Linked DNA regions of Homo sapiens: region 2 is linked to region 1. Evidence: read pairs that join two places in POLR2A ChIA-PET (ENCODE). Cell type or tissue: Caco-2. All regions are shown on one strand. Links, peaks and the distances in the headings refer to the core of each region. The heading gives the core; the rest is flanking DNA.

The links. ChIA-PET counts read pairs that join two places held together with the same protein. Peaks named below come from ENCODE experiments on the same cell type or tissue, not always from the same donor. Only the 100,000 strongest peaks of a DNase experiment are listed, where the experiment ranks them.
Region 2: POLR2A ChIA-PET joins it to region 1 with 8 read pairs; 2 of 35 experiments call an interaction of 5 or more read pairs at or near these places.

Annotation. Positions count from the first base shown.
Region 1 is chr17:82,264,767-82,272,330 of GRCh38, reverse strand. It overlaps CSNK1D (casein kinase 1 delta), which reads left to right. Exons shown (of 9, transcript NM_001893.6): 2 at 6,535-6,645. Among named protein-coding and RNA genes, the nearest start is that of CSNK1D, 5.2 kb to the left of the region's middle. RefSeq lists an enhancer at 5,915-6,646. In Caco-2, for the core only: no CTCF peak of the experiment used is centred there; a DNase peak (open chromatin) is centred at 4,560; H3K4me3 peaks cover 850 bases.
Region 2 is chr17:82,546,904-82,550,903 of GRCh38, reverse strand. All of the region lies in intron 1 of FOXK2 (forkhead box K2), which reads right to left. Among named protein-coding and RNA genes, the nearest start is that of FOXK2, 29 kb to the right of the region's middle. In Caco-2, for the core only: no CTCF peak of the experiment used is centred there; no DNase peak of the experiment used is centred there.

The sequences.
Region 1 (7,564 bases), core at 2,098-6,097:
CTCTTGTTGCCCAGGTTGGAGTGCAATGGCGTGATCTCGGCTCACCGCAACCTCTGCCTCCCAGGTTCAAGCGATTCTCCTGCCTCAGCCTCCCGAAAAGCTGGGATCACAGGCGTGCGCCACCACGCCTGGCTAATTTCGTATTTTTAGTAGAGACGGGGTTTCTTCATGTTGGTCAAGGCTGGTCTCGAACTCCGGACCTCAAGTGATCCGCCCAGTTCGGCCTCCCGAAGTGCTGGGAAGCCACCGCGCCTGGCCCAAGTTTGTAATTTTAAAGTAACTTAATTTTCCGCACTTGTTAGTGGGATTGTGCAATGCACGAGTTATTCCAAGATCCCCTGAATTTGAGGATATGTAGCCTGAGGCGGTGTGCCTGCAGAGGGGCTGCTGCAGACCTTTGAGGGGAGCTGTTTTCTGTTCCAGCAGCCCTAGCTTTGGGGTGTGTTTTAACTGGGGCACCTGTCAGCTAGGGTCAGGAATCCCCTGGGATGTCAGTAATGCCTCTGGTCATACCTTTTAGATGAAGCCACATGTGGACAGTCTCCAGTTCTCACACCCTTCCCACTTGTCACCAGAGAGAGGACTCAGGACCCGGTGGGCTGACAGCGTTAGGACGAATCCACACATATGGGTGGCTCATACTTTCGGTGCCTGGTTAACCTGCCAGGTGACCCTGTCACATGCCATATTGTTGCTTTTGAACCTGTACATATGCCTTAGTGGACTGCTGAGTAAGCAGGCTTTAGACATTTGGGTTTGGCTATTAAACATTTATACCAGGTGGTCAGCTGGATGTGTTCTTGGCAGTGTTTGGGAAGTCAGAGTGCTTGGTCAATGGAAGTCGTTTGGCTTATTTATAGAACAATGGATTTTGGCGAAAGTTTTAACCCCAGGATCTGAGTTACACTGCAAAGCCAGTCCATTAGCCACCTTTAGGCAGGCATCAAAAAGGAGTATTTTGGGCCGGGTGTGGTGGCTCACGCCTGTAATCCCAGCACTTTGGGAAGCTGAGGTGGGCGGGTCGCTTGAGGTCAGGAGACCAGCCTGGCCAAAGTGGCGAAACCCCATCTCTACTAAAAATACAAAAATTGGCCAGGCGTGGTGGTGGCTGCCTGTAATTCCAGCTACTTGGGAGGCTGAGGCACGAGAATTGCTTGAACCTGGGAGGCGGAGGTTGCAGTGAGCCAAGATCACACCACTGCACTGCAGCCTGGGCGATGGAGTGAGACTCTGTCTCAAAAAATAAATAAATAAGAAGTACTTTGAAACTATCTGTTCTCTGATCTGAGACCTTGTCAAACAACTTTGTGCTTTCCAAAGATAGATTAAGACAAATTTTGGTGTGGTTGTCACCAAGTAATTCCAGAGGTGGAGGGTGGAAGGCTGTCTCCTCACTCAGCATTCTACCCTCCAGGCCTCACCTCGCGCTGGGCATACAGTCATGCTGGATACGGGATTGCGGGCGGCTGTGGCTCTGACACCCTGGGGTTGGAGCCCCCAGACAGCCGTCCCAGACAGCCACCCATCAGGGTACACGTCCAGTTACTTGAGTGGGGTTAGGCACAGCTGATTTTTTTTTTTCCCATCAGCATTGGCTCCTAGCCTACACTGTGGTCCTTTCAGACGACCCCACGGAGGAAAGGCGAGGTGGTCACGTTAGCCGGAGTAAGGCAGTTTGAAAGAAGCGTGGGTCTGAGCAGAATGGCAGTTAGAGTCAAAGATGGCTGATCTGAAGACTATGAGATGGATCGGTCATCCCCACCATAGTTTTGTTTGGGCAGCCAGTTACACATAAATCGAGGAACTAGGTCTTCATCTTGACCTCTGTGTGTCGTGTATATTCTAGTATGAGTATCGTTAAGACCATTCCTACTGTTGTCACTTTGGTATCCTCCAGGTGGGGTTCACCTTGCTTTGAGCTTGGCTTTTGGGTTCTTGTTTTTCTACCGGGGACTTTCTGTGCTTTCAGATGTTTGAGACCAGGAAGGGGGGAAGGCTGTGCTTCAGTGGAGTGCCTGTGGGCTAGAAGCGTGGTGTGGGCCTGCCTGCCCCGACCCTGCTGTGACAGTTGGAGGGCGGGTGCTCACTGCAGGGCCCTGCCAGGTTGTCGTGTTCCAAAATTGCCCCTTCAAAGGGGGCAGTATTTTGGGGCTATTTCTTGAATGCCCAGGCTTTGGAAAGTGGGACCCCAAAAAGAACAATCTGTCTTCAGTCTGAGATTGCCAGATCCGCAAGGCCCTTCAGGAGGGCAGGTTGGGAAGGTGACACAGCCCACACACACCTGTGGAGCGCACACCTTGGCAGCCTGTTGTGTGACCTGGCCCCGGCCCTGTGCCGCCCTCCGCATCCGTGTCCATGTGGTGTGGCCATAAACCAGAAGTTCTTTCACTTATGCTGGCAGAGTACCACTGGAAATAAACTTGGTAACATTTGAAAACAGCCAGTGTCCTTAATGTGGACCATGAGTTCCCAGCCCCAGAACCACAGGGGTGTCTGGCGGAAGAGGACTGTTCAGCTGGGCTAGGCTAGAGGGAGAGGCCTGCTGTGTTCACCCCGCAGGCGGCCCATGCAGAGAGGCAGTGAGAGCCCAGCTGGTCCTGCCTCTGTTCTCACCTGTAGTGTGTTCTGGAGGTTAGTGGCAGGACTGGATTACCTGGCTGGTGGGCTGGACAGATGAATCTGTTGGCATCTGTACTTGATCCCATCGCACCATCAGCTTGTCAGGGCCTCCATTTGTCCACCTGTTACCTGGATGGACTGACTTCATAATGTGCACAAGCATCTTTTGGGAGCTAACTGCTTCATCTCTGAAGCACACGTTTTTCCCCTCACTGACTGATTTCTCAAGAGGCAGCCTGCAGGGTGCCTGGTATGCAATAGGGCCCCAAGATGCTGACCAGCCATGAGAGGAGAGCGACCACCTGTTCTTCCTGTAGCTTCTGGGGTCTCCTCACTGCAGTGTTAGGGCTGTAGCCTCTGTTGACCTTGGACTCTCCTTAACTCAAGCATCTGTAATGAGAAGTCGTGGTACTGCTGACCGCTGCCCTGCGAGTTGACCTTTGTCCTGCTGCTCAAGGCGTCTCCCTGTTTTTTTTGTTGACAAGACAATCCTTAATGGGAGTTGCCAGCATCCAGGCTGGTAATTCAGAATTACCCTCCTGTGCCAGGACAGGGCCACACTCTGGTTAGGTTCGCTTAACTCACCATCTGCTTTTTTTTTTTTTTTTTTTTTTTAAGACAAAGTATCATTCTGTTGCCTAGGCTGGGGTGCAGTGGCGCGATCTCAGCTCACTGCAACCCCTGCCTTCTGGGTTCAAGCAGTTCTTCCGCATCAACCTCCTGAGTAGCTGGGGTTAGAGGCGCACACCAGCATGCCTGGCTAATTTTTTTTGTATTTATAGTAGGGACGGGGTTTCACCATGTGGGCCAGGCTGGTCTCGAATGCCTGACCTCAAGCGATCCATCAGCCTCAGCCTCCCAAAGTGCTGGGATTACAGGCGTGAACCACCACACCCGGCCACCATCTGCTTTTGGCTGCTGAACTTGAGGGACGTAATTTTGTTTTTGTAGGACTAACATTAACTGATACCCAAACACGGACTGAGGAAAGCCCTGTCTCACAGCAGACCAGGATTGTTGAGCTGCAGGGAAGAGTTGAATTTGTTTTGTTGACAGAATGTCTTTTGTATAAACAGACAACCCAGACAACCTGGTGATCTGCGTGTCACCAGGTTTTGGTTTGTTTTGAATCTGACACCCAGGGCTCAGGGTCTTTCAAATTCTCATTCCCCTTCTAGTAGTGCTTCTCGGATTTAACCTGTGGTGAAGAACCAGGCTTGTAATTTTCAACCTGTTGCATGCCAAAACTTGTGTATAAGGTCAAAATGCTGCAGCGATGCCAGATTGCAGCCACAGTTACTGAGCGCCTCTGTGCTGCCTTGTGCACTGATGGCAGCTTGAGGATCTGACTTTCAGCAGCATGGCTGGTAGAGTGTGGGGGTGCCCCCGGTGGGCGAGGTGGGACAGGGCTGCAGGCCAGGGGGTCTGAGCAGTGCTCAGCGACCTTGAGGCAGGTGGTGCCTTTGGAATGCACAGACCTTGGTGTTCTGCTTCTTGATGCTTCTGCCCAGCAGGTGACGAGGTCCCTGCTGCAGGCCCCAGAGAGTTGCCATCCTCACATCTGTGTACAGGACCTGCATCCAGCTACTCCCCTGTAGAGACTCGGGGCGACCTTGGTGTCGGTTCCACAGGAGGGCTGGCTCTGTGTGCTTGCACATCTGTGTGCTTGCACAGCGAGAGGTCCCGGCCCCATGATAGGGTGTGATTCGTGTTGTGTGCCAGAGCGGCTGGTGATGACTTTTGCCCCACGACAGTCAGTGCTGCAGGTGTGACTGGCAGACATTAGCTTTATCAGCTACAGAGAAGTGGAGTGAGAGATGCTAGTCAGCAGACTGTGTGGCCCCAAGCCATCGGCCCCAGGCCATGGGGTCACTGGGCTGCCAGCTGGCGAGGGTGGCGGTACTGTCCGAGGCTGCACTGCGCCTGCTTGGGGGTGCAGGGAGCTGCTGACATAACTAGTGGGATGAGTCACCCTCCCTCCCGGCTGGCGAGTTGAGTTCAGAGTCCAGGTCCTTAGAGGAACTCAGAGTGGTTTTTCATTTACACAGTACATTTTTCGATGAAGTCATTTCTCTTGTAATTGGATAGACTGTCCCAACTGTAGGCAGGAAGAACAAAATTTGTTACCTCGAGTACTCTGAAGAGTCTCTGTTGATAGTAAGTGACGTTCTTAAATCTAGAATGGTCACTGGCGGTGACCCGGTGGTGGCGATTCCTGTGGAACGCAGCAGTGGCAAGGGGTTTGGGGCCCAGGCTGGAAGTGGCACATCTCATGCCGCCATCTGGGCAGACGAGGGGCTTCCTGGGTGTTCAGTGGACGTGTGGATATCAGCAGACTGCTCTAGTGCTCACTTGACCTTACTCTGCTTTTCATCAGGGAACCTTATCTTAAAGAGCAGTAAAAGAAACTGTTAACCCATTCATCTCCACAACTCTCATGAAACAGACGTCAGACCTCACCACTGATCTCCATTGACAAGAGAAACCGAGTCACTAAGAACTAGCCAAGTTGCTTTGCCCAGCACCACAGTCTCTCAGGGAAGGAAGTCTCCCAGGGCTTTGTCTGGGCTGCTGAAGCTAGTGTGAATTCTTTTCCACATAGCCACGCTGTTGGGAAGGATCCAGTGTCCTTTTTTTTTTTTTTTTTTTTTTGAGACGGTGTCTCGCTCTGTCACCCAGGCTGGAGTGCAGTGGCGCGATCTCGGCTCACTGCAAGCTCCGCCTCCCAGGTTCACGCCATTCTCCTGCCTCAGGCTCCCAAGTAGCTGGGACCACAGGTACCCACCACCATGCCCAGCTAATTTTTTGTATTTTTAGTAGAGATGGGGTTTCACCGTGTTAGCCAGGATGGTCTCAATCTCCTGACCTTGTGATCCGCCCGCCTTGGCCTCCCAAAGTGCTGGGATTACAGGCGTGAGCCACCGCGCCCGGCCGATTCCAGTGTCTTATACTCTGAAGGGACTCGTGAGGGAAGAGGAGAGAGCTGGGTATGTACTGTGTGCAGCTTCTTTTTCTCTCCTGTTCGGTTAAAGCTCCTTGGATGCCTCATGCAGTGGATTTGGGGAAGGCTTTGGGCCAGATTCAAACTCAGGAGCATTTGTGGGTGAACCTGAGAGGGATGGTGGTTGTCACATTTGTCATTTATTGGAGTAAAGCAGAGATGGAACATTTCTAGATAAAAAGTGTAATTTTGCCTCCAAACTCATAGTCCGATCGTCATGGTATTAGATGTGTCATTGGTTTTAGCCATAGACTGATGAAAGATGTGTGACCGGTGCGTGTTGGTAGGTGGTACATTTAGGGCGTTGAAAACAGGCGATTCTTCTGGCTTTGTGTCCCCAGGAAGGGAGAAGGGCCTCCCTCCGCCTGGTGGAGGGTGTTTGCCTGCAATAGGTTGGCTAGAGATGACTCCCGCTGCCTGTGATGCCAGGCCTGGGTGGACTGGGACTGTGGCTATTGGGTAAAAACCTAGCCCTTCCTCAGGGGGAAACTCAAACCACCCCCTCGGAGGCCTATCAGGCAGCATGGAGAAAAGGGAATGGCACCGTGGAGCTCTACCACAGGCTGTCTGGGGCGGGCAAGTGCAGGGGCCTTGGGCAGGGCTGATGGGAGGATGCAGACCAGAAGGGCCACTGTGGAGAGGGAGCTGCAGCACCTGAAGACTGGTGGGCGGGTGATGGAAGCCACATAAACTTTCTGTGCAGTTCAAATTCGTCCTGTTGTGAAAATGGGAATATGGATAACTTCCCCCAGAGATGTGTCAGCCGATTAGCCCGCCTTACTATGCTAGGAAGGAGAACACATCCCTCACTTGGTCCTTCATGGAAAACACATAGTGCTTGTTGTTTCTCCAGCATGTTGGGTTATTTGGTGGATACCAGGTAATTCCTGTTGTGGTTTTCTTTCTTTGCCAAGGTACGGACATTGCTGCAGGAGAAGAGGTTGCCATCAAGCTTGAATGTGTCAAAACCAAACACCCTCAGCTCCACATTGAGAGCAAAATCTACAAGATGATGCAGGGAGGAGGTAGGTCTTTACCAGTCACAGAGCAACACCAGGGTTCTGTTTGACAAGGGAGAACAGCAACTCAGCATTGCTGGTTAAAATAAACCCAAAACTGGTTCTGGGCAAAAGGGAGGGAAGTGTTCTCCACACCCTGACAAAGCAGTCACAGCTTCCTTCAGAGAGTCTTGGGTCCAGAGACCCTCCCTCAACACAAAGAAACATCTTATGGGCCGGGCATGGTGGCTCACGCCTGGAATCCCAGCACTTTGGGAGGCCAAGATGGGTGGATCATTTGAGGTCAGTAGTTTGAGACTAGCCTGGCCAACGTAGTGAAACCCCGTCTCTACTAAAAATACAAAAATTAGCCAAGTGTGATGGCGTGCACCTGTAATCCCAGCTGTTTGGGAGGCTGAGGCAGGAGAATCGCCTGAGTCTGGGAGGCAGAGGTTGCGGTGAGCCGAGATCACGCCACTGCACTCCAGCCTGGGCGACAGAGTGAGACCCTGTCCCCCCCAAAAAAAAAAAAAATCTTATACCATCTTGTCCTTTTGTTTAAATTTTGCTTCATATTGGGTCATGGTTTCTGAAATCAAGAGTGTGTGTGAATAGGCCAGACGCAGTGGCTCACACCTGTAATCCCAGCACTTTGGGAGGCCGAGGCAGGCGGATCACGAGGTCAGGAGCTCGAGACCATCCTGGCTAACACAGTGAAACCCCGTCTCTACTAAAAATACAAAAAAAGTTAGCCGTTCGTGGTGGCGGGCGCCTGTAGTCCCAGCTACTTGGGAGGCTGAGGCAGGAGAATGGCGTGAACCCGGGAGGCAGAGCTTGCAGTGAGCCCAGATAGCGCCACTGCAGTCCAGCCTGGATGAAAGAGCGAGACTCCGTCTCAAAAAAAAAAAAAAAAAAGATTTTGTGTGAATTTCAATGCATGCTCCCC
Region 2 (4,000 bases), core at 1-4,000, 280 kb before region 1:
TGACTTAGAAACCACCTAGTTTTGACACAGAACTTTTCCATACAGACAAGGCCGGTTTCAGGCTTGTGTGGCCAGCACAGCTGCACAAAGCCCACCTCAGGGCCGGCGCCGTGGCCCACACCTGTCATCCCAGCACTTTGGGAGGCTGAGGCAGGCGGATCACAAGGTCAGAAGATCGAGACCATCCTGGCTAACATGGTGAAACCCTGTCTCTATTAAAAAATACAACAAAAATTAGCCGGGCGTGGTGGCGGGCGCCTGTAGTCCCAGCTACTCGGGAGGCTGAGGCAGGAGAATGGCGTGAACCCGGGAGGCGGAGCTTGTAGTGAGCCGAGATTGCGCCACTGCACTCCCGCCTGGGGGACAGAGCAAGACTCCATCTCAAAAAAAAAAAAAAAAAAGCCCGCCTCAGAAGGGCCAGGCATGGAGTTTAATGCCTTACTGCCAACATCTTGAAATCCCTAATCATTTATCTTTAAATTGGTGTTCTGTAGTGAAGTTCAATGGGACACAGCCCATCTTGCTCCTGCACCCCCTTCTTCCCCCACAACTGTCCAATGTCCCTGGTGGGGTGTGAACAGGGGTGCCTTGCTTCAGACACGTATTCCTGGGAAAGCTTGAAGTCAAGTGGCAAATTAAAAACACTATGGCAGGCCAGGAATCCACAGAAGACATAAAGAAGCTCTTTGTGTGTGTGTGTGTGTGTTTGTTTAGAGACAAGGTCTTGCAGTGTCGCCCAGGCTGGAAGGCAGTGGCACAATCATGGCTCACTGCAAGCCCAGGCTGAAGCAATCCTCCCGCCTCAGCCTCCTGAATAGCTGGGACTACAGGCACGTACCACCACACCTGCCTGTTTTGTTTTTGTAGAGATGGGGGTCTCACTGTATTTCTGAAGCTGGTCTCAAATTCCTGGGCTCAAGTGATGCACCCACCTCAATCTCCCAAAGTGCTGGCATTACAGGCATGAGCCACTGGGCCCGGCCTTTTCCTGCTTTCTCAACTACAGGTCCCATGTTTTCATTCTGCACTGGACCCCACATGTTATGAAGCTGGCTCTATATTCTAAGGTATAAATATTAGGAAATGGCGGATGTCCTCAGGCAGATCCGCTTCTGTAGGCACATATCAGGGAGGCTCGATTCCAGAAACATTCATAACCAGGAGGCTAGTGTTAGGTGTTCCAACAACGCATGTGATGAGCAGCTCTGTAAGTGGCTATCGAGCATCCAGAGTTTTCCTTTGGCTTGGAGAGTAATTTGGGGGGTTTTGGCCCCCATCTCCCATTTGCTGCACTGCAACTGTAATAAGGAGAGTAATTTGGGGGGTTTTGCCCCCCATCTCCCATTTGCTGCACTGCAACTGTAATAAGGAGAATAATTTTGGGGTTTTGGCCCCCCTCTCCCATTTGCTGCACTGTAACTGTAATAAGGAGAATAATTTTGGGGGTTTTGGCCCCTCTCCCATTTGCTGTACTGTAACTGTAATAAGGAGAATAATTTTGGGGGTTTGGCCCCCCTCTCCCATTTGCTGTACTGTAACTGTAATAAGGAGAATAATTTTGGGGGTTTTGGCCCCTCTCCCATTTGCTGCACTGTAACTGTGATAAGGAAGTTGCTGGACAGGGCTGCCAGGTCTGCAGTTCGGTGTGGCAACTTGGTGTTGGGGTAAAGGCTGGCTCAGGAGCACACACCCTCACACTTAAGATCCTCACACTCGGAGCTACAGGCAAGGGCCACACCCAGAAGAGGAGGGAGGTGGACTTCAAGTGGCCTCGTAAAACAAAGACACATTCTCCTATAATGTTCAGTCATTCGGGATGTGTTTTAGACTAAGGAAGATTTCCACTCCAGGTCCTGCCAGAGGCTGCTGTGAGAAACTATCACGCTGGTCCTCTCATCTGGATCACCAGACAACAGCTGGGGATCTTAGTGCAGATGGCAGGGTCAGGCTCTCTGGAGGTCTCACGGGTGGTGGCAGTGGAAAGTGCACAGCCCTCCTGTGCCGATGCATCGAGACGCAACCGCTCCTCGGAGGTGAGAATGCTCTTGAGATCATTCTACCCCACACCCGCCCAAATGACATTCACGTAAAACCAAAAAGGGCTCTCTGCCAAACACCCATGCCTCCCCCAGGGTGAGGTCACGGGAGAGGCTGTGGGACAGCGCCTGGGTCCTTTCCTTCCTCTATTCAGTCCACAGCAATTCCTTCTGCTAATTCAGCTGAGCAGTAGCCTCCAAATGCTTTTGACTGTACACCTCTAAGTGAAAAATTAAGTAGAAATCAATATTTGAATATATGAAATACAGTATCAACAAACAGGGCAAAGGATGGAATGGGAGAAAATATTCACAATACACCTATCTCACAAAGGACTTCTGTTCAGGGTATATAAACAAAGCTTAATATTCAGTAAGAAGGTAAACAACCCATTAAAAATGGTCATTCACTACAGATGACATAGAAATGGCCAAAAGCACATGTAGAGATGCTCAACAGCAAGGCAAATTAAACCACGGTTGATGTAAATGATCCAAAGTATTAAAAAAAAATACACATACTGACATACCACTACACACCCAGATAATGGCTAATATAAGAAGACTGACAAAACCAAGTGCTGACAAGGATATGGAGCAACTAGCTGTCACATACTGCCAGCAAGAATACAAACTGGTGCAACTGCTCTGGAAAAGTGGGTCAGCTTTTCTGTGAAATAAATGCACACTGACCACCTGGCCCCACCACTCGTACTTGTAGTTATCTGCCAAGAGAAGTGAGAGCACCAGTTCACACAAATGTGACTCCTACACAGACGTTCACAGCAGCGTGATGCACAGCAGCCCAGACTGGACACTGTCTAGACAGTCAGCCGTAGGTGAATGGATCCACAAATGGGGGTACATCCATAGAAGAGAATCCACTCAGCTGCCGCCCAGCAATCGCAAAGGAAAACTGCCCACACAAGTAACACTGATGAACCTCAAATATACCATGTGAATAAGAGCGAGCCAAACACCAGTATATTCTACATGATTCCATGTTTATGAAACCCTGGAAGAAAACACTTCTACGGGAGGGGAGGCACAGAGTTGAGTGTCTGGGACTCTCCAGGGGGATGAGGCTGACTGCCAAGGGGCAAGAGGAAGGTTTGGGGTGAGGGGTAATATCTGGATCTATTATTTTGATTGTGATTTCGGCTACATGGTGTATACAGCTGTCAAAACTCTTTGAAAGGTACCCTTAAGTTTGTTTTATGTGAAATATTCCTCAAAAAAAAGTTTAAAGTAAAAATAAGCTGGCAACAATATATTAATATATGTATAAATTATATTACAGTATTGCACACTGTAAAACAGAAAAATAGCAACTAAGCAGGATGAAAAAAATAACCAGAAGTATTATTTTTCTTCCTAAACTCTTAAAACAAGCTTGTCCAACCCACGGCCCGTGGGCTGCATGCAGCCCAGGATGGCTTTGAATGTGGCCCAATACAAATTCATAAACTTTCTTAAAACATTATGATTTTTGTGATTTTTTCAGCTTACCAGCTCTTGTTAGTGTAGACAATACTTTTTCCAATGTGGCCCAGGAAAGCCTAAAGACTGGACACCCTGAATGTAAAGTATCACCTTGATCACTTCCGGGGAACCACAATGGAGAACCACAATACTACAATGTGAACCACAATACTACACCCTGAATATTCTAAACACAGGGAGTATGATGCTTAAGGTTGTAGCTTTAAAATCAGTAGTAATAGACAGTATACACTATAAGAGAGATCAGTGTATTCTTTCTTTCTTTCTCCTTCCTTTTTTTTTTTTTTTGATGGAGTTTTTGCTCCTGTCGCCCAGGTTGGAGTGCAGTGGTGCCATCTCGGCTCACTGTGACCTCCACCTCCCGGGTTCAAGTGATTCTCCCACCTCAGCCTCCAGAGTAGCTGGGACTACAGGCACCCACCACCACGCCCGACTAATTTTGGTATTTTTAGTAGAGACGG